Regions from separate parts of the Homo sapiens genome. Here region 1 is linked to region 2. A link is an interaction called in ENCODE POLR2A ChIA-PET data of the cell type or tissue named here. Cell type or tissue: A673. All regions are shown on one strand.

What was found. ChIA-PET counts read pairs that join two places held together with the same protein. Peaks named below come from ENCODE experiments on the same cell type or tissue, not always from the same donor. Only the 100,000 strongest peaks of a DNase experiment are listed, where the experiment ranks them.
Region 1: POLR2A ChIA-PET joins it to region 2 with 8 read pairs; 2 of 35 experiments call an interaction of 5 or more read pairs at or near these places.

What each region holds. Positions count from the first base shown.
Region 1 is chr12:65,595,775-65,598,274 of GRCh38, reverse strand. The region is part of intron 1 of MSRB3-AS1 (MSRB3 antisense RNA 1); the gene reads left to right. Among named protein-coding and RNA genes, the nearest start is that of LINC02454, 5.8 kb to the left of the region's middle. In A673, no CTCF peak of the experiment used is centred here; no DNase peak of the experiment used is centred here.
Region 2 is chr12:66,065,037-66,067,536 of GRCh38, reverse strand. It overlaps the pseudogene RNA5SP362. Among named protein-coding and RNA genes, the nearest start is that of LINC02425, 35 kb to the right of the region's middle. RefSeq lists an enhancer at 774-883. In A673, a CTCF peak has its summit at 1,135; DNase peaks (open chromatin) are centred at 356, 996, 1,736, 2,406 and 1 weaker place; H3K27ac peaks cover 2,500 bases.

The sequences.
Region 1 (2,500 bases), 470 kb after region 2:
AACAGACATTTTACAGAGAATTCCTCAGGACAATTAATAAGATGCTGCCCACAGAGGCACAGAGAAACTTTGATTCTGTTGTGCCTAAACAAGCCTTAAAAAATAAGTATCAAAATCCCCCTCAAGTAGTTTGGTTTTTATTAACTGCCCTCTCTTAAGGAGCTCCATGTACAGAACTGGAATCTGCCTTCTTTGTGTTTGTTTCATTTGATTTCTTTTTGCCCACATTGAATGGATAGGTGGCTATTTCTAAGGGATCTTTTTGACAGTACAAAATTATGACAGCCTAAGCTAGGCTGAGCCCCAAGGAAGGAGACTATTTGCTTGGGGAGGCAAGGAAGTGAAGACCACATCCCTTGTGAGAAATTAATTAGGTGAATCTCTTCAAAGATCCAAAGTCAAAATTGAGTCTGGACTAGGCTTTCCCATGACAAGAGGGAGGAATTTATTTGGAGATCTTCTTTATCAGCAAGATGGTTGTTAGACAGTGCAAAGGCAGAGAAAGGAAGTGACTTCAACCTCTTCCTTATCTGTAAAAAGCAATGATTACTCCCTGTGGTTGGGTACAGCCTGCCTTTCAAGGACTGTGGAGTTGGGCCAAATCAAGGCAAGAGTAGGAAAAGAGCCAAGTCTGGACTCCACAGCCCCTTCACTCCTCTCCTCCTCCTTTGTTGTGTCTCCTCATCCTGCTGCCCTCCAGGTACCCAAGAACCTCTGACACCTTACCAAATGCTCTGGGTCCCCCAGCCCCATTTGAGCAACTTAACCTGGGTCTTAAGAGTTGAATTGATTCTCACAAAATTCCCGTGTTGAAGTCCTAACCCCTAGTACCTCAGCATGTCACCTCAGCATGTCACCTTATTTTGGATATAGGGTTTTTGCAGAGGTCATCAAGTTAAAATGAAATCATTAGGATAGGCCCTAATCCAATATGGCTTGTGTCTTTATAAAAATTAGAGGCAGAAACTTATACAGGGTTCAGAACACCAATGTAAACATGAAGACAGCTATCAACAAGTCAAGAAGAGAACCTTGGAACAGATCCTTCCTTCACTACACTCAGAAGGAACCAACTCTGCTAATACCTTGACTTCAGACTTCTAACCTCTAGAACTGTGAAACACTAAATTTCTATTGTGTAAGCCACTCAGTTGGTGGTCCTTTGTTATGGCAGCCCTGACCAACTATTATACTACTGAGCTATATAGCTCTTTTTGCTGTGCATTTGGTTTCTAAAGTGTGAAGCTCCAACCTAAGGGAGACTTGGAATTCTTGCCAGCTTGCTAAGATTTATATAGTCATGTGATCCTTAATTTAGAGCCATGTAAATATGCCGTGAGGATAACACATATAGATTGCTCAATGATTGTCCTTTGCATTCCTTTCTAGATTTAACTCTCTCTCTCACTCTCCCTCCTCTCTCTTTCTCTTTCTCTCTATCTCTGTTTCTCCTCACCCTATTCTAGCTGTACTGAGTACTGATCTACTCATTTCCTGGAGGGAAACCTGTCCTCTCACTACAGAACCTTTGCATATGCTCTTCTCTCTACCTTAAAATACCCCCACATATACCAAGTTCTGGCCAACTGCCACTTACACCTTAGTCACGAAGATGTGCTAAGTTGCCACATGTTTGCGGAAGTTGTTGCTGAACTCTGCCAAGATTTAGCTAGATGCCCTTCCTATGTGACCACACAGCACCATGTCTCACTTTTTTTTATATCAACAAAAAATCTTTGTTGATCACCTGTTTACTTGGTTACTTCACCCATTAGACCAGGGGAAGGGCTATTCTATCTTTAATCTCATGTTTGCAGCACCAGGCTCAGTGGGTAAAATGAAATTCATTTTCAGACATTACAATAATGCATCAAAACTTTTTGTTCTTATGAATTTCTTTTCTTTTCTTTTTTTTATGGAGTCTCGCTCTGTTGCCCAGACTGGAGTACAGTGGCACAATCTCGGCTCACTGCAACCTCCACCTCCCAGGTTCAAGTGATTCTTGTGCCTCAGCCTCTATAGTAGCTGGGATTACAGACACACACCACCACACCTGTCTAATTTTTGTTTATTTAGTAGAGATGAGGTTTCACCATGTTGGCCAGGCTGGTATTGAACTCCTGGCATCAAGTGATCCACCCACCTTGGCCTCCCAAAGTGCTGGGATTAAAGGTGTGAGCCACCATGCCCGGTAAATTTTCTTAATCAATAGATATGAAATGACTATATTGGGAAACCTCAGATTTTTTACTTTGAAAAGTGGTCCCCATCCTCAAAGGTTTGGAAACCATTGCTCTAACACAGAGGTCCCATAGATGCAGTCTAAGGGCCTAATCCAGCCTGCAGAAAGGTTGGTTTAGCCAGCCCAAGGCTGCAGGTGTCTCTGGATGTGAACACCTCTCCCTGGGTGGTGTGGGCTCTGCAGGCACCACAGGCTTCCCATCCCCCCTGTCTTGCACTCACGCCTTTGCTCATCAGTGCTACCTATCTGGTCCCTGAG
Region 2 (2,500 bases):
CCTGAACCTTCTAACTTGGTGGGATTTTTTTCTTTCTTTTATTTATCTGTTCTTTTATAATTTATGCCATACAGTTAGAAGTCACACTTGATGGCAGGTTTATCTTAGTCATCTTTGTACACCCAGCACACATGTCACAGGTTCTTAATAAACAGCTCCTGCAAAGGACTGAGTTGAATTTACTTTGCTTACCACTACTACAGATACGACCTATCAAGCATGGTGCCTGCTCTGGGAAGTCTTAGACACATGTTGAACGAGAGAAGACATTCAGAATTAATTAGATAGCCAATAAGAGCCTGTGAAAAGGTCCAAATTAGTGCTACAGACAGTGAGGACTAAATGAGTCCTTGGAGGACTGCATTTCATCTGATAGACTTGAATTTGGTCTTGGTGAATGGATTCCTTCCTTCCTTCCTTCCTTCCTTCCTTCCTTCCTTCCTTCCTTCCTTCCTTCCTTTTTAGCTAAACGCCCCAAGTTCCTTTAACCATCCCTCATATGACATCATTTCTAGATCCTTCCTCATTCTGATGGCCTCTGAGGACTTGCTCTACCTAGATGAGGTACCCTTTTTAAGTGCATCTCCAGAGTTGAGCACACTGCTCCAGATATATTTCCAGGCCAGAGGGCAATGGGACACAACCCTACCTCCCTTGTCCTGAATTTCTGCTTCTGTGAAGGCAGTCTGAGACCACACTGACTGCTGGCTTTTACAGACAGATGAACATGTGAACATTCCTGCCACTTTGCATACTGTGAGCACTTTGAAACTGTGGTTCTCCGCAGGCTTTTATGAGCACTAATTAATTAAGCATCACTACACCTTGGTGAGGATTGGGGAATCACTTCTTTTAGCATGGAATCACAGGCTGTTCCTGCATGGAATCCTAATATCATGCCCAGCTTTGAGACAGAGGGCTAAGACTATTGTATTCAATTGAAACTGCAGGGGGTATTTTAGGGAGGCAGAATGTAATTACTTTAGTTGGACTCCGGCCAGGATTCTGGAGTTAACACAACTGCTCTTAGAAAGTCTGCCATAAGATCTCTGGTGACCACAAATGGTTAGGTCTGTGGTTTTAAGTTTCATACAAAAGGTAAACAGCTCAGTGCAGACAGTGCCCCCTAACACCACGCGGGGCATCGATTCACATGGACCCGGAGAGGAGAGGCCACCTACTGAATGCGAAACACCATCTCCTGAAGTACCTACTTGTTCCTGGGAGGTCTCTCATCCTTGCACCAAAGCAGGCCAGCACTTACTTAGCTAGAAAGAACTGACAGGCTCACAGCACAGAGTGGTATGGCTGCCAGACTAAATTATGTGCTTGTCATTTTTCTCTGTGTTGTCCAAGATTCCAGCAACAAAACAGTAGGGAACTCCCCATACACATTTTTGCTCAAAACACATTGGTTTCTCCTCTCTGTAAAGTTCCTGGATCCCACAGTCCAAGTTAAACACAACTGGAATTTCCCTATAAGTCAAAAACAATATTAATTCTGAGCCCGCATATTTTTCTTTCTGTAGGGTATGTACACATTTAAACCCAGCACATGTTGCAGACAATCTGCAAATGGTAAAAAGCTCTGGAGGAACAAATAAAAAAGGAGAAATGCAAGAAAACATATTTTTAACAAGAGAGCAGAGGAGATTTGGTGGGATGTCTGACCCAGGAATGAGAATTTTCCTCTGTGGTCTGTTGAAGGAAGAGCAAAGGCTGGCATTATGCCACAGATTGATGGTTGGAGGTTTCTCTACTACACAAATCTTCAATGATGGTTCTTTCTCGGTGAGAAGCGAGGAGATTCTGGTAGACTATTAGCATGGCACATAGTTGAACTAATGAGTCCCTGACTCTGGCTATAAAGGAGATACTGACATCCCTGTTTATCTGAAGTCTCAAGACCACCATAGTCATCTTTTTCAAATTAAAATGGCAATACAAAGTTTTGTAAATGTTAGCTCTTCTAATTGACAGTGGCTTGTATAATTAAAATAAAGTCACTACTATTTTCTCTTGTTTTCTTTTTTATCACTGAAAGTTCATTTTTCAATAACTCAGACAAGGTCTTCATTTTTATGAAGACCCATGCTGACCCCTAAATATCTGATTTTTTTTTCAGTTAATGTTTGTGCCCATCTGGTTTGAATTTAGCATTCTTATGAGTCATTTCACTGTGATAGGAACACTCTGCTGTAGAAAACTTCTGTTAATATTTTAACATTTTAAATCAAACACCGCATAGAGCATTACCTAAGTCTCCTTGCAATTATGGAAAATCGTACCCTCTATTTGTTCGTGGTTCCTGCCTTTGCATTTATTTTCTTTAAATTGAACATAGTACATGGTAAATAAGTGCATATCCCATATGTGTGTTCAAATGCTTTACCATCTTGGGTCAACGTAGACTTTTGCAGCTTCCGAGCCTTCTGGAGGCAGCCTTTGCCTGAGGAAGGCTGAATAATTCTATAGGAAGTCAGATGGTCTTCACTTCTCA